2 separate regions of the Homo sapiens genome follow, and region 1 is linked to region 2. A link is a loop called in an ENCODE intact Hi-C map of the cell type or tissue named here. Cell type or tissue: B cell. All regions are shown on one strand. Links, peaks and the distances in the headings refer to the core of each region. The heading gives the core; the rest is flanking DNA.

The links. Hi-C counts contacts between places; a loop is a spot of excess contacts. Peaks named below come from ENCODE experiments on the same cell type or tissue, not always from the same donor. Only the 100,000 strongest peaks of a DNase experiment are listed, where the experiment ranks them.
Region 1: a loop joins it to region 2, with 8 times the contacts of the local background. A loop is called at or near these places in 3 of 110 quality-filtered maps.

What each region holds. Positions count from the first base shown.
Region 1 is chr2:25,669,993-25,678,649 of GRCh38, reverse strand. DTNB (dystrobrevin beta) reads left to right here and starts at 5,073. Exons shown (of 21, transcript NM_021907.5): 1 at 5,073-5,264. RefSeq lists an enhancer at 2,678-2,887 and silencers at 5,036-5,330, 4,695-5,624. In B cell, for the core only: no CTCF peak of the experiment used is centred there; DNase peaks (open chromatin) are centred at 4,699, 5,149 and 5,589; H3K4me3 peaks cover 1,864 bases; H3K27ac peaks cover 1,051 bases; H3K27me3 peaks cover 217 bases.
Region 2 is chr2:25,036,551-25,045,088 of GRCh38, reverse strand. It overlaps EFR3B (EFR3 homolog B), which reads right to left and starts at 3,013. Exons shown (of 23, transcript NM_014971.2): 1 at 2,770-3,013. The coding sequence starts at 2,776. It overlaps DNAJC27-AS1 (DNAJC27 antisense RNA 1), which reads right to left. Exons shown (of 3, transcript NR_034113.1): 3 at 5,395-8,538. RefSeq lists silencers at 1,620-1,749, 2,080-2,209, 2,320-2,399, 2,530-3,149 and enhancers at 2,107-3,055, 3,056-4,005. In B cell, for the core only: no CTCF peak of the experiment used is centred there; DNase peaks (open chromatin) are centred at 2,058 and 3,038; H3K4me3 peaks cover 2,450 bases; H3K27me3 peaks cover 3,447 bases.

The sequences.
Region 1 (8,657 bases), core at 480-8,479, 630 kb before region 2:
TTTTCGTCTAGTATAGGGGTGGCAAACTGTAGCTCATGGGCCAAATCCAGCTCCAAGTCTGTTTTTGTAAATATAATTTTATTGGAACATAGCCACGCCCACTTATTGACATATCATGTATGGTTGCTTATGTGCTACAGTAGCAGGCTGGTGTAGTTAGACTACCAAACCTAAAATGTTTACTATCAGATGCTTTAGAAAAATTTGCTGACCCTGCTCTACTAGATGCTTAAGATGGGCTTGCATGTGCAGTATTCTTTGAGTTGTGCATTTTGTAAACAGTTCTTTTTTATCGACTAGATGTTTTAAAAACAGCATGAATGGATGGATATAAAATCCTTGGCTTGCATCTTTGTTCCTTAAGTTTCCAGAAAATGCTGAAAATGCTGTATCACTACTGCCTTGCTTGTTTGTTGTTCTTGAGACGGGTGATGCCAACTATTTTGGCTACCAGACTCCATAATAAACCACCTACCCTAAAAAGAATGGCTTCAAGTAAGAACCATTTTAATTATAATTTCACAGTCTTTGGAGTTAGGAATTTGGGTAGGGCTTGGCTGGATGATTCTTCTGTTCCCTGTGGCTTCAACTGAGGTCACTCAGTGGTATTCTGCTGATGTAGGGCTTTCATGACGATTTCACTCATACCAGCAAGAATCAGCTAGGTCCTCTCCTTCTCCATGTAGGACCTTTCTGGGGAGTTACATATTTTACATAGCAGCTTGGGGCTTTAAGAATAAGTGTTCTGGCCAGGCACGGTGGCTCACGCCTGTAATCTCAGCACCTTTGGAGGCTGAGGCGGGTGGCATGAGGTCAGGAGTTCAAGACCAGCCTGGCCAATATGGTGAAACCCCGTCTCTACTAAAAATACAAAAATTAGCCAGGTGTGGTGGTGGGTACCTGTAGTCCCAGCTACTCGGGAGGCGGAGGCAGGAGAATCGCTTGAAACCGGAAGGCAGAGGTTGCAGTGAGCAGAGATCGTGCCACTGCACTCCAGCCTGGGTGAAAGAGTGAAAGTCCATCTCAAAAAAAAAAAAAAAAAAAAAAAAAAAGTGTTCCCAAAGACCAAAGACCCAAACTCAAGTGGACACTTAAAGACTTTTTGTGAACTGGGATTAGAAATCCCAGAATATTGCATGTTCTATTGGCCGAGCAATTCAGTAAGGCCATCCTGGATGGAGAGGAATGATAAAAAAAAAAATTGGCAGCCACGTTTAAAGTCCCGCAGCCCAATTTTCTTTTCTTTCTTTTTTTTTTTTTTTGAGGCAGATTTTCGCTCTTGTTGCCCAAGCTGGAGTGCAATGGCGCAATATCGGCTCACTGCAACCTCCGCCTCCCGGGTTCAAGCGATTCTCCTGCCTCAGCCTCCCGAGTAGCTGGGATCACAGGCGTGCACCACCACACCCGGCTAATTTTGTGCATTTTTAGGAGAAACAGGGTTTCACCATGTTAGCCAGGCTGGTCTCGAACTCCTGACCTCAGGTGATCTGCCCACCTCAGCCTCCCAAAGTGCTGGGATTACAGGTTTGAGCCACCGCACCTGGCCTGCAGTCCAATTTTCTTACCCTTTTAAACAATTTGAACTTTGTACCTGCAGACCTTGAAGATTATTATTATTATCAGTTTAACACTGTAAATAGCATAGCTCTCAGAGTTCAGCCTCTGGCAATTTTCCCAGGTAAATGTAGGCCTTATAGGTTTATATCTTATTTTCAGAAAGATTCTTAGATTATAGCTTCGACATATGTAGCACCCCAGTGACACATATGTTGGATATTCTTTGCTTGTATTCAAATGACATTCCAAAAAGAGACAGAAACAAGCACAAAGGTGTGGAGCCAAGGGGAAGTGGAAACATTCCAGGAGTTTGTATGGTGTGTGTGGAGGAAGCAATAGACGATGGATTGGAGAGAATGGGCAAGGGCTAGATTAAGGGAAGTGCTAGACAGTGACACCAGGGGTGGTAAATTTTTGAAAGCTTTCTCTAATCTGCAGCATGGAAGATGGATTGGAAGCAGCAAGACTGGCAGGGAGACCACATAAAAAGCTGCTGCATGGCCAGGCGCAGTGGCTCACGCCTGTAATCCCAGTACTTTGGGAGGCCAAGGCAGGTGGGGATCACTTGAGGCCAGGAGTTTGAGACCAGGCTGGTCCACATGGTGAAACCCCGTCTCTAACTAAAAATATAAAAATTAGCCAGGCATGATGATGGGCATCTGTAATCCCAGCTACTCAGGAGGCTGAGGCAGGAGAATCGCGTGAACCTGGGAGGCGGAGGTTGCAGTGAGCCAAGATCGTGCCACTGCACTCCAGCCTGGGTGACAGAGCGAGACTCCGTCCCAGAACAAACAAACAAAGCTGCTGCATTAGTTTAGGGGAGGTGGGCTAAGAGGGAAAGATTCTAGTTATTTATTTATGAGGAAGCATCAATGGGACTTAGTGGTTGTTGGGTATGGAGTCAGGGCAGAGGGGTGGTGGGAGAAGAAGGAATCAAGAATGGCCCCCCAGTTTCTGAATTGGTCAACTGGGTGGACAGTAGTTTAGACATGTAGAACGTGGGGTACCTCTAGGACACCCAGGTGGAGAAGTCTGGCGGGCTTTTGTGAATAAGGAACCCAGATGAGTGGCCTGAGCTAGAGAGAGTGCACTTGGGAGTTGCTGATATGCGGTAGATAAAGAAGCGGAGTGGATGGAATGGTCCAGGGAGAATGTGTGGCGTGAGACCAGCTGAGGAGAGAATCTGTGAAACTGAGAAGTGGTCACAGGGGTTAAGACAGGAGTCATGCCATGACACCAAGGGAGTTTCAGAAAGAGTGGGCTACTCTGTTCAATGTCACTGAGAGTTCTAACAATATGAGGACTCAGAGATGGCTTGTGGTATTTAGGATCCAACAAGCCATTCATGACTGAGAGCAATGCAGTGATGTGGTGTGGACAGAAACTACATAGGTTTGAGGAGCTGAGGAGCTGCTGAGGAGGTAGAGATGAGGGTAGATGACTTTCAAGATATTTATGAAGGAAAACTCAGAGAGGGACTAGTAACTGAAGCAGAATCTAGAGGGACAGCGAAAGGGTTTCTTCCTTTTTCTTGAGGACAGGAAAAGCTTAAACATGAATAGATGATGAAGGAAAGAGACAAGTAAAGAGAAGTTGGTAATTTTGGAGTGAGAGGGGGAGAATGATTGAAAGGTGTTTGAAAAGTTTTCTGAGGATGTGGGAGGTGAAGAAATAGAGAACAGAGATGGAGAGATGCCAATACAGTGTCCTTGAAGTATTTAATTCCCTTATGGTTTAGGATTGTCTAGTCCACATATTGAAATTACCTTGGTTTCAATCAATAAACCGAACATATCAAGCGATATTTACACATTTATTTTATATTATTTACACATCTTTTCTCCAAAGAACAGAATCAATGTTTTACCCCTCTCAATGCCTTCCACATAGGGGGTGCTCAAAAAGGGCAAATAAAGAAGCTAGAGGTCTCTTACCTGTATTCTGAGTATCTTAATATGTACAAAACATAGCCAAGACCGTGCCTACAAGAGATAAGTCTCCTCAAGCATGAAAATATTCACACACTTCATATATGTAAGGTAAAAGGTAAAATGTCCATCTTTATTTATTTATTTTGAGACGGAGTCTCACTCTCTTGCCCAGACTTGGAGTACAGTGGTGCGATCTCGACTCACTGCAACCTCTGCCTCCTAGGTTCAGGCGATTCTCCTGCCTCAGCCTCCCAAGTAGCTGGGATTACGGCGTACACCACCACGCCCGGCTAATTTTTGTATTTTTAGTAGAGACAGAGTTTCGCCATGTTGGCCAGGCTGGTCTCGAACCCCTGACCTCAAGTGATCCGTCTGCCTCAGCCTCCCAAAGTGCTGGGATTACAGGCGTGAGCCTCCGCGGCAGGCCAGAAAATGCTCATCTTTTGAGGAACCTATTTGTTCCCATTTAACAAAGTTGGTTATCAGCATTTCCTTCACCATAGGAGTTTAAAAATAAAAAGAGGAGAGGAGGAGGAAGAGGGTGTTCTAAAGGCAGGCAGGCAGGCAGGCAGGCAGCAGCAGGAGGTGGCACGATCTGCCTTACCGTAAGGTGCCAAAAAGCAGTGAAAACCATACTCCCAGCATGCAGGCCTGGGGTCGCTTAGCTCTGGAGCTTACAGCCTTCATCATTGACCAATAGCCCCCAAAGGACGTTGCTGTTTTGAGTCTTAAGTAACGTTGAGAATGACCATTTGAACCATTCAAAAAGTCCTTGCTATATTCTAATTTGGCACCATCTCCTGTATTTCACAGTTTGGAAAGAATTCTATAAAAGATGGATAACAGTAAAACACAAAAAAGCTGGTGCTGAGATGGTAAACCTGGCTGCCCCGGCTCCTTTGCCCAAACTGTTTTCCCAGCCCTAATGTCCTCCCTTTTTCCTCCTAGGACTTCTTTTTCTTCCTTCGAGGTTGACCATAAATGCCGCCTCTAGCCCTCTGCGGCGTCCAAGCAGAAGTCGTCTCTAGCTTCTGTGCCAGCATCGCACCGTGGCTTGGCTCTGCACGGGTCATCGGACTTGGTTGTGTACATGGCTGTTTTCCCCGCTAAGTTTGGGGCGCCTCGAGCCCAGGCGCCGTGACCGTGATCGTGCGCCCACAGGCACCTGGTGCAGCGCGGGGCGCACGCCGCGGCTGGGCTAGCTTGCGGAGTTCACGGGGGTCACTCGGGCACAGGCTTGTGACCCAGGCGCGGAGAATGATTCACGGGGTGGCTCTTTGCATTCTTTGTCGGGTAGTCACGTCGGGCCGGGCACCCCGCCGACGGATACCTGCGGATGGAAAGACACCCGGCCCGACGCCAGCGAGCGGGAGAAGCCTGGATGGAGCCAGCTTCCCGCCTGCCCGGAACCCGCCGGCGACCGGTGGGCGGGGCGCGGCCGCGGGGGCGGGGTGGAGGGGGGTTGCTCGGCCGCTCCCGCCCCCTCCCCGCGCGCGGAAGCCACGCCCCCGGCCGCGCGCTCGCGCTGGGCGCGCGCCCGCCCATCCGCCCTCCGCCCTCCGCCCTCGCGCCCTCGCGCCGGGGGCGGGCGCTGCGCGTGCCGGGCGGAGAAGCGGCGCGAGCCGGGCGCTGCGAACGTTCGCCGCGGGGGTGGCTCCGGGGCCTGAGTAGGCGCTGCCGCTGCCTCAGCCGAGGGGGCTGGGCCGGAGCGTGCGGAGGAGTGAGGCCGCAGGAGACCTTCCCGACGACCCCTGCTCCGGCGGGGAAGTGAGCAAGGTGGGGGTCTGCGGCCGCCGCCGGGGCTGTGGGGAGACGAGCTGGGCTGGAGCCTCGCGCCCGCGAGGTGCGGGACGGCAGCTCGCGCTGCGCCGGGACTGGGGACCCGGGAGCCTGCGGGTGCGGCGCTGCAGGAGTCGGGGAGGGCGCGGGGAGCCGGGGCCGCTGCACCGCGCGCGGCTGCGAGGTGGGACGGCGCGGCTAGCCCCGGAGGGACAGGCAGAGGGGATGCGGCGGATCCCGGGCCGGGAGGGGTATCGGGGTCCGGAACGCGCCGGGGCACGGGCGCGAGCGGGGGCCCGGCGCCGGGCTGATGCTGCCCGAGCCCGGCTCGCCTGGAGGCGGCTCTGCGTTAGGTGCTGAAGGGGCGAGTGAGGCAGGTCCTGGCAGAGGGCAGGTGAGGCGGGCAGGCCCTGGCAGAGGGAAGGGTATTTATTTCAGATCACCCCAAATCACTGTTTCCCGAGGCGCCTAATAGCGAACCTGTCCAGGAGGTCACCCTGGACAGGAAAGAAGTGTCCCGAGACGAGGATGCCGGTGACGAATACTTGCCCTTAAATTCCTGTGCCAGGCCTTGGGATTAGGAAGACCTTCCAGCTACCGTAGGTAGAGACCCGTAGTCAGCACTGGGGCCACGAAATAGTATGGAACACCGTCATGTTATTGAGGTGCTGACAGTGTGGCTGTGAAGATATGCACATGAAATACAAAGGAGCGTCGAATTTTATGTCGCATGCCCTATTTACTTTCGGTCTCTTTTGTCTTTTCCCAGTATTGGGAAATTGGAGCCATAAATTGCGTGGTTTTGGGGATAAAGCAGAAAGGTCAAAAGAAGCCTATGGGAGAAATTTGGGAGAGTTTTGAAGGCTCCTACGGGTAACATTTAAAGGGGGCTCTTAGATGGGGAAAAAAGACGTTTGGAAAGAAAGGAAGTTTCCTTCCTTCCCATCTAGAAATAAGCTCCATGACTATTGACTGCTAAATCTTCAGAATGTTGCCTGGCTCACAGCGGTTGAGCCATAAGTGTCTATTGCATGAATGAATGGACAAGCAAGGTTTGGCCACATTTGCCATGGAGCAGTGTCAGTCACTCTAGTGTTAGGGAAGGTTGCTGGATTTCTCCTGTTCCACAAGTTCTCTCTCTCTGCCTCTTTTTTTTTTTTTTTTTTTTTTTTTTTTTTTGCTATGCGAGGCAACCCCGGTTCTGAGGTCTGGGCACGTTAAAGCAATGGCTAAGGCGGCGAGGTCTTGGTTTCTGTGGCCATGCTACCACTTTCCCATGTGTCTTTCATGTTGGCCTTCAAGAGCTTGCTCCTTGGCCTGTTGCTTGAGATCATCCCATTTTGTTCCTTCTCCCATTGGCTTTTTCTATTACTTGAGAAGGAAGAGGGTAGTGTTGTCTAGAGAACACTTTTTCATTTTGGTCCTGGTTCTTGGGTCTTAGACCTGTAGTGCGAGGCTGTTGGTGCCTCTGCTTTTCTGTAAGGGCTGGAATTCTACCTGTGCTCTGCCTTGGTTGAATCTCTGAACTCTGGAGCTCCAGGCTGCTGTTTCAGTAACCTGGGTTGCAGTGCCTGTTGGGTTACTTTGTCTGCCAAATTAAAACTTGACCTTTTATGAGTTCTCTAAGGATTTTTATCATGCATAAGTGGAATTGCCTTTGAAAGGGGTTGTGCAGTCAAGGTAGTGCTGGCAGAGTTTTTGGATGTCCACTATGCCCGAGAGACAAATTTCTACCTATGGTTAGAAAATTAGACTCAGAACCAAGAGAATTTCAACTTATTGTTTATTTTATGTCTTTATGTTACTCTCTCAGGGCCTTAGTTTCTTCGTGTGAAAAATAAGTAATAATCAAAATCTGGCATTGTATAGGAAGCCTTGAAGAAGTAAATTTATTTCTCCTGTTTCAGGGCTGTACAGCCAGCAGGTCTCTTGTTGAGAGGTGCCTAGGTTCTACAATATTGGGTGCCTTATTCCAGGCTCTCTCAATGATATTTTGTTTATGTATTTATTTTAAAACCAACTTTTTGACGTATAGTTGACAAAATAAAATGCACAGATTTCCCGTGTGCGGTTGGATGAGTTTTGGAAAAATGTGTACAGTAGTCCCCCCATTAGCCTCAGGGATATGTTCCAAGAGCACCAGTGGATGCCTGAAGCCACAGTTAATTCCAAACCCTATATAGACTGTTTTTTCCCTATACTTAAGTATCTATGATAAAGTTTTAACTTATAAATTAGTTGCCATGAGAGATTAATGACTTCTCTTAGGCATATGTTTGGCTTCTCTGTGGCATATCCCAATTGCCAGCATCACTACTCTTGCACTTTATTATTAAGTAAAACAGTGGTCACTTGAACACAAGCACTGTGATACCATGACAGTCAATCTGATCATTGAGACAGCTACTAAGTGAGTAACCAGAAGGTGGCTTATGCAGTGTGGATATGCTGGAGAAAGGGATAGTTCATATCCCAGGTGGGACAGAGTGGGATGGCACAAAATTTCGTCACGCTATTCAGAATGGTACACAACTTAAAACTTACAAATTGTTTATTTCTGAGGGGAGACTGCTGTATACTTTGTAACCACCATTCCAATCAAGAAATTTCCATCACCCCAGAATGTTCCCTTATGCTGGTTTGCAGTCCATTCTCTATCTTCCCTACTCCCTTTTATTGATTTCGAATTACACGAGCATCAGAGCTGTGGCACCTAGTTGTGTAGATTGTATTCTGCCCAGCTTTAGGGAGCACCATTCACATTGGAGTCCTTGTGCCTGGCAGCTGCTGGAGTTGTGTAGTGCACACTCTGTGTGACTGTGTGCTGCAACTCTGCAGGTGGCTCAGAACACACACTCACTTGTCAGATACTCAAACAGTACAGACAGAATAAAGGCCCCCTTGACCTACTCACGGAAACAAGTTATCAGTTTTTGTGGTCTTTCCAGACTATTCTCTATGTATTTTCATGTATATATAGGGAACACAAACTCATCTGATACTCAAAACAGTATAGACAGAATAAAGGCCCCCTTGACCTACTCACAGAAACAGAAGTTATCAGTTTTTGTGGTCTTTCCAGGCTATTCTCTATGTATTTTCATGTATATATAGGTAATACAGAATAAAAAAAGAGCAGAGTTTTTTCTCCTCTGCATTAATGACATCATACCATACACATTGTTCTGCAGTTTTTTCCCCTAACAGAATGATTTTGAGATTTTTTCATGTTGGAACACAGGAATCAACCTGAGTCTTCTTAACTACTACACAATCTCTTATGTAGTATGTATCGTAGTTTATTTAGTATTCTCATTAAGGACCGTTGCTGCAGTGAATGAAAAACTACAGTTGCTGGGTCAGAGGTATGCGTTTTACTTCATAACTGAT
Region 2 (8,538 bases), core at 1-8,000:
GGAGCTCGGAACCTCTTGTGATGCTCACAACAGACCTGGAAGGTAGACAGACATGCGTTTCACTTTTGTATACAGGGATTTAATTCTGAGTGACAATTCCACTTGCCTGAGGTCACCCAGCCATGAAAGGGCTCCTGGATTCAGATGGGATGACCTCAGAACAAGGATTCCTTCTATCCTAGATAGCACTGTGTCCAGCAAAGACATGGGGTTCCCAGCCTCCCATAAGCAGAAGGAAGAAGGCTGAGCTGTGGAGGGCAGAGGCAGGGTGAGGAGGGGGAGGGATGGGAAACGGAGATCCTCCAGAGCTGGACAGATGGGAAGACAAATTTATAGTGGCACAAGTCACCAAGGTGGGTGGACAAGGTACACCTTTACCTAAAGCTCTTAGGTGACTTTCGGCTCCATAGGGGGGCCTCTCTGCCCATCACGTTAATAAAACCCCTGGTGGTATTTTTCTAATGAGACTTTATAGGACACACAGGGGAGGTCAGGAGGTGGGAGGGGGAGAAGCGCAGTGCCAGGAGGCCCCCATTTTCATTGTGCCCTGTTCCATCTAACTCTGTCACCCTGGAAAAATAACTTGTAAAACAAGAGGAAAATTGCAATTATAAGAAGTCTATAATTCTGTGATCCCCGCCCCCAAACCTCCTTACTCACTTTTTTTCATCACTCTATTGACTTCTGGTGAGAAAATGATTTTAAATATCACATGAACCCTTTCTTTTCATGAAAGTCAGGAATATACGAAAATCCAAGCAGTTGAGTCCTCACCAGGGGGAGTGGGCTCCCTCCCACACCTCCTAAGATCAGACTCTGCACCCAGCAACTCAGTAGTAATTTCCCACCCAAGCTTGGTGTGACTTTCCTTTGCTGCAGGCAACTGCCCAGAGGATTCCTCCATTACAATCTTTCTATGAATCATTCAGGGTAAATACCATATCTGTTTGCATCTGGGGAAATAAAAATATATTATAAAAGAGAAATGAAAACCTGAGATGTGTCTGAAAATAGCACCCAGATGCTTTGATTCCCCAGTTCACCTTTCTGACTATCCAGCTCTTCCTTGTCTTGCTTCATACAACAGAGGCAGCCTGGGACCCCCACCTTCAGATATCTCGGGTAAACGACCAAATTATCTTGGACTAAATGCAATGAGGCAGCCCAGCAGAACCCAGTTCCTAATTCTGACCCATTCTGATGAGCCTGTCCTAACTCCTTCCCCACTGCAGGTGCCCCTGCAGTCACATGCTTTTGTCAAATGATCTGCAGCTTCAGGCTGCTACCTCTGCAGAAAAGAAGAGGGGGAAAACAGAGAGAGTAAAAAAATACACACATACTCCTATATATATACATACATATCACAACCTCTGGCTTATAAAGCATAACCGCCTTTTTACCTTTCCCCAGAGTCCCCAGTGGTCAGCAGCACAGCCTCTCAGGCCAACCTCCCCCTCCTCCCACTTGGTCCAAGAGAAATGGTACTTGCTGAGGGGACCTGCTGATGTCTCACCCTGGATCAGAAATGCAAACGTATTTCTGAGCAACTGGGCAGGGAAGGAGACCGATGAAAAAGTTGAGTCAGTCTCTCTCTCTCTCTCAGTAGGGGGGCCCACCAATTGCTGAGCCTTTCCACCAGGCTCTCAGCTTCCTCTGCCTCTAACAAACTTTGTGACTCACAGTCTGTTCGCGGAGCGAGGCAGCTGAGCAGCCGAGCAGCCTCAGTGATGGGTTAAATTGGGAACGCACTCTTCTCCAAACACTGACCCCTCAAGTGCAGCCTGAGCCCCTACCTTGCAGTGGGGGTGGGAGGTGAGCACAGCTCCAATTATTTTGCTGGCACTAGAAGAGCTGCCAGAGACCTGGGTTTTCATGGACTTATGTCTACCGGGATCACACACACACGCACAGCCCTTGGTGGGCTGCAGGCTCAGGAATGCAGTCCATTCCTAGACTGGTCTAGGTCTCCAGTGCTCCATTCATCAGAGCTGCAATGTGGGACCCAACGCGCTCTCTCTTCTTCACCCACACTGCCTGCAAAACCAGAGGGAGTCCTAGCAAATGATCAAGCAGAGCCGTGCATCGTGAGGGTCTGGCTAACTGTTGCACGGCAGTTGAGGGGATGGCGGTGGAGGCGGGGAGAGGTCAGGGCTGTGCTGCACCCTCTCAGCAGCGTCTCCTCCCTTCATCACTGCGGAGGGAAAATCTGGAAGTTGGTGAACCTGGATCCCGCGGGGCGGCAGGGGCAGGCAGAGGCCGAGTCCATTCAGGCGGGCGAGACGAGACTCGGCCACTGGCTGCTCCCCGGGCCTCTGCGCCGCCGGCGCCGCCTCCCGCCTTCTCCGAGCCGCGCAGACGACCGGCCGCGGGCGTCTCCCTCAGCCCTGGACCGGCTTCCCACAGAAAACTCCCAGGCACAAACCGCTTTTGTTAATTCCGCAAATGCTGCCACACGACCACCTCCTCCAGCACTCCCGGTCTGCTCGGCTCCGGGAGACCCGCTTTCCCCTGAGCCTCCGCCCCCCGAAGGACCACCGCCCAGCACCGGCACGCGCCGGGCCTGGAGAGGACCCCAGGGTCCCCGGCCCGAGGCATCTTTGTCCTCGCAGCGCAGACGCGCGCGCACAGAGCGACCGCAACAGCCCCGCCGGGCACCAGGTCAGCGGCCTGGCCCCGCGCCAGGGCCGTGCAGGGGGACAATGGTCCGCGCCGGGGAAGTTTGCGGAGTCGCCCCCGCGGGCCCGGGCCCGGGCGCGGAGCCCTCCTTACCGTACATCTCGGCGGGGCGCGCGCCTCTCGAGAGGCCGGCGTCGCTGCGGCGTTCCCAGCCAGCCCTCGGCGGCGCCCGCCTTTCATTCACAGTCGGGGCGGGGACTGGCGGCGGCCGACAGGGGCCCGGGCGGGGAGGGAGCAGACGCGGGGGCCGGCCGCGGGCAGGACGGAGCCGGGCGCCGCCAGCCCATTCAGCGCCGGGCTGCAGCGGCCGCCTCCGCTCGGGTTGCTGGGCACTGCTGCGCGCAGGGGGCGGGGGCTATGCTAATACTAATGCTCCTCCCTCCCGGCTCGGCCAACCCGAGGCCTCTGCGAGCCCCTCGCCCCGCCCCGCCCCTGCGCCCCGCCCCCGAGAAACCCACAGCCGGAGATGCGCCTTTTCCGAGGCTGTCGCCCTAAGGGCCGCAGCGTGCACCTGCGGAGCTACCCACCCCAACTCCCTGCTCCTGTCGGAGCGCTCGGAAGCTCTCCCTAACCTGGGGTCCTCGAGGTCAGCCGGGGCGCTGAGAGCTGCAGGTGCACCCCTCCTCCAGTTCTGTCCAGGCTGCGTGGGCTAAGCCGGGGGGCGCAAGGATGGGAATTGGGGAATGACTTCCACCCTCTCCTGGCTAGGTACCTTAGCTGAGCGCCGTTCTCTGATGAAGCCCTCCAGCCCTCAGCTGCGCCCTACCAGCTACTCTCTGGCTAGGTGCCCAGCCACTCTCTGGCTAGGTGCTTGCTACCACCAAACAGCGTCCTTCCCGGGTCAGGGACGCAGGAAACGCACCCCACTCCCAACCCCCAAGGGCTGCAGGAAGTCCGCTTGCTTTTCCTCTCCCTGATTTATATGTGTAATTCGCAAGCTTTGCCGCCAGGATCCTCTCCAGCTGAGCCCCAGCGCCGACTTGAATTCCAGCTCTGCACCTGCCGTGACCCTATGAGGAACAGGCACAGAGAGGCAGCGGCTCATGCCTACGCCCACACCTGAAGATCTCTCCTAAGCTAGCTCAGGACTTCCCTGGGCTTCTCATCCAGCCTTCTTTACATTGCACACGTTCCCGTCTTTTTTTTTTTTTTTTTTTTTTTTTTTTTTTTTTTTGACATGGAGTCTCACTCTCGCCCAGGGTGGAGTACAGTGGCACTATCTCGGCTCCCTGCAAACTCCGCCTCCTGGGTTCAAGCGATTCTTCCACCTCAGCCTCCAGAGTAGCTGGGACTACAGGTGCGTGCCACCACGCCCGGCTAATTTTTGTATTTTTTGGTAGAGAAGGGATTTCACCATGTTGGCCAGGCTGGTCTGGAACTCCTGACCTCAAGTGATCCGCCCGCCTCGGCCTCCCAAAGTGCTGAGATTACAGGCCTGAGCCACTTCTCCTGCCCCTCCTGGCCTTTCAATATCGATTTCTTAGTTTCTCTTGGCCCATGGTTGAGAGTTGTTTGGGTTTTCTTTTGTTTTTTTCTACTGGTAGAAATATTCTACTAGTAGAAGTTAGAGAGGAAAGGAACTTAAAGATACTTAAGAACTGAACTTCATTTTACTTCATTTAACGTTGAGAGGTTAATTTATGTTGTTAGGCTGGGCTGTGTGTCTGTAGGCCAATGATCTACTCTCTCAACCCCAGCTTCCTGCAGGACTGTTGGGAAACTGGAATAAAATCTACATGAAATGACACAGTGGGCACTCATGTATATTTTTTCCTTCCTTCATGGCTCAAGGCAGGAACAGAGCCAGAGAAAGAATCCAGGTTGCCAGACTCTTGAAACAGTGCTCAGTCTGTTGCACTCAAAACTTATGTTTCCTATTTTTCTCTGGCCTGGGCCTCCACCTCCCGCCCGCGCCCCACTCTCTTGCTGTTTCCAGGTTTTCTTCTTCTTCCTTGACCTCTTTGACTCTCTTAGCAGCATGCCAGCCCCAAGGGAAACCCTGGGATGGTTCCTGGAACACACATTTAGTCTAGACCCCCCTACCCCGGGCACACACTCCCTGCATCTCACAAATAACCTCTGTCTCTGTTCTTCAGTTCCAGGACCAGGCCAGGTGGCTTTAAGATTGACTGAGAGTCAGACTTGAACTGGAGCAGGAAGGAGAATCTCAGCTCTAGCTTGATATGATCACCCAGAGACACTCCCTTCCCACAATTCTGCTCAACACAAAATATACTCATGAAACATTGGTGTCTACAGTACAGAAGGAAATGCAGTGTCTGTCTTCAAAGAATGAAAGGTCTAGCAGGGAATTCCAGATGAATACTGATAAAAACATTACTTGAGGCCAGACGTGGTGGCTCACACCTGTAATCCCAGCACTTTGGGAGGCCAAGGCAGGTGGATCACCTGTGATCAGGAGTTCAAGACCAGCCTGGCCAACATGGTGAAACCACATCTCTACTAAAAATACAAAAATTAGCCGGGCATGGTGGTGCATGCCTGTAGTCCCAGCTACTCGGGAGGCTGAGGCAGGAGAATCGCTTGAGCCTGGGAGGCGGAGATTTCAGTGAGCTGAGATTGTGCCTCTGCACTCCAGCCTGGGCGACAGAGTGAGACACTGTCTCAAAAAAAAAAAAAAAAAAAAAAAAAAAATTACTGGGCAGGAAAAAAACATAGTCAATTCTGCATGAGAAGTACAGACCTCTATTTAGAAAATTCACAAGGCTGATAGTTTAATTTGTTCTTTCTATCAGCTATTTACCAATCACTCCCTATGACATGCTAGACACTGTGGAAGGTACTTAGGAGCGGGGAGACATGTAAAAATTATCATAAAATCTTATAATGACTATGGAGGCACATACAAGGAGCAGGGAAGAGTTTCATGAAGGGAAAAAGAAAAAACAATTCAGGTGTGGGAGGAGGGGCACAGGGCTTCCAAGCCCTCCCCCAGGCACCACCCTCCAGGAACCTCGATGTGTTCAGTTATCCCAAAGCTCCCTGAACCCTGTCCGCTTGGGTTTTTATGAAAGCTTTATAACGTCAGCATTCCTTCCCCCGGGGTATAGGGTGGGAACCTCTCTGGGAATGGTCTTAAGAACAACCATTGGAAAGTCCAGGAAAGATTAGAGTCCTGCCTGGGGGCAGGTGAAAGGAGGGCAGGAGAAGGAGAGAGTCTGTTTCCTGTGGCCTAACACACTCAATATTACAACAAAAGACTGTAACAAGGGCTATGGGAGTTATGAGCCAGGAATCATGGAGGAAAACTGTCTATCATAACAACACAGCATTCAAGGTCCTTCCAACAGGGCCCCAGACTTCCTTTCCCACCTGGCTTCCACCTCCTGTTCCCTCCTCAACTGTGCTCCCACTAGATGGGCTTGCACACCACACTTACCATACTCTTTCCTCTACCATCTCTGACCTTTGTAAATTTCAGTCCCTCTGAACAACTTCAGCAAATTAATTGAACCCGAAGAGGGAGTCACGGGAACCCCAACTTGAAGCCAGTTGGTCAGAAGTTCTGGAGGTCTGGACTTACAACTGGTGTTGGGGGAACAGTCTTGGGGACTGAGCCCTCCAATGTGGGATCTGACACTACTTTTCAGTGTCAGACTGCATTAGAGGACACCCAGCTGCTTGGTGTGTGGGGAAACGCCCCCCCCCCACCCCGACATTTGGTCATAACTCTTCTGCGTTGATTGTTGTGATGTGAGAGTAAAGGAAAAACGCTGTTACAGAGTATTTTCCCCGTAAAACCGCCCAACCCAAAAGCCTTCCTGTCAGCTCTAGGGTTAGCAGACGAGCTTAGCCAACATGGCAAAACCCTATCTCTACTAAAAATACAAAAATTAGCCGGGCATGGTGGCAGGCGCCTGTAATCCCAGCTACCCAGGAGGCTGAGGCAGGAGAATCACTTGAACCCAGGAGACAGAGGTTGCAGTGAGCCGAGATCGCGCCACTGCACTCCAGCCTGGGCAACAGTGTGAGACTCTGTCTCAAAAAAATAAAAATACAAGATGCCCAATGTAATTTGAGTTTCAAATATATAAGGACTGATTTGTAATGTACGCCCCAGGCAGTAGGTGAGACATACTAAAAACATTTTTTGTTTGTTTTCTGAAACTCAGATTCCACCTAAGTTTTATCTGGCAACTGTAGTTAGCAACAGCCATTGGAGGGTGCTCCTGGATCCTCATGACTGAATCAGGCCTGGGGTAGGCTTCCCCACCCATGCTCCCAACCTGTATCACCAAACAGATCCCACTAGAATGTGGTTCCTAAGGAGATAGGGATAAGGCTGCTTTGGCCAGTCTGTCCCCTTTGGTATGGGTGCCTTGGCCAGAGGCCTTTGGCCCTGCAGATGCCAGCTTCTCCCATCTGTGTGTCACATGGCCTGTGAGAACCATGAAAAGAGGCTCCAATTCTCTGCTGTCCCCCAGGGGCTCAGCAGACAACATTGTTCTGCGGGCTGTATGCATTAAATGGCAAAGGAATCCGGCCCATACCCAGCTTCTCTGAGGTGCAGTCAAGGTGTTTAGACAAAATATGTGCAGGAAATGATGCTGTAGAGGTTGACCACGGTGGCATTATGTATATAAGGAAACTGAGCCTGGGAGAGAATGCAGTCTTCGGGCTCACAGTCTAGAACAGAAGGGCTGGCCAGGTATGGTGGCTCACACCTGTAATCCCAGCACTTTGGGAGGCCGAGGTGGGTAGATCACAAGGTCAGGAGTTCAAGACCAGCCTGGTGAATATGGTGAAACCCCATCTCTACTAAAAATACAAAAATTAGCTGGGCGTGGTGGCAGGCACCTGTAGTCTCAGCTACTTGGAAGGCTGAGGCAGGAGAATTGCTTGAAACTGGGAGGCGGAGGTTGCAGTGAGCCGAGATTGCGCCACTGCAATCCAGCCTGGGTGACAGAGCGAGACTCTGTCTCAAAAACAAAAACAAACCAAACAAAAAAACAAACAAACAAACAAAAACAAACAAACAGAAGGTGGGAACTCTAGGATCTCCCTCTCCAGAATAGTGCACCCATGAAGAGGTGCTGAACAGAAGTCAGCCATTTAGGTGAGCTATGAAAAGGAGGCAAAGTGAGAATTGGGATTCCTATCTTAAAAAGCTTCTTAACTTTAGCTGCAGAAATCCAAAACATGGGGACCGGTATGACAGGAAGGCAAGTAGAAAAGACATCACATTTACTGAGTGCCCTAATGTGATATGCCTATGCCAGGCACTTTACACGGGTTGTGTCGTCTCATGGAATTCTCTCAGCACCCGTGCAAGGTAAGTACTACTATTCCCATTTTACATCTGGGAAATTGAGGCCCAGAGAGGTTCGACTACTCTCTAGTACATGGGCAAGCAGAGATTCAAACCCAGGACACTCTGTTCAAAACCCATTTTCTTTCCACCACACTATGCTGTCTCGTGGCACACACCAATGTGCACATCACAGCTGCACTGTAAGTCAAGTATAGTTCGGAATTCTTGACCCGCATTTGCTCCTCTGCCTCACCTGTTTCATGTCCCCCTTCACTGGGTTTGGAGGGTAGGGATTGGAGAGGGCTGCAGGCTATCCATAACATACCTGGGCACTTAATTTCCACCCTGCTCCCCCAGGCCTCATCCATGGTGGGCCTCTCCCATGACCTTGACTGGAACCCAGGGGCCTCCTGGGACTGGTTTGGTCAGGCCAGAGGAACTAAGCCTTAGAAAGGTTACTATTCTTTGGCCAAAGTGCACCCTGGTAAATGTGGTCCTCTGCTATGACAGCTCAAATGATATCCTCTGCCAAGAGCAAGCAGCACAGTGAGGTCCCAAGTTTCCATATGAACTAGAGACTGAATTTCCCT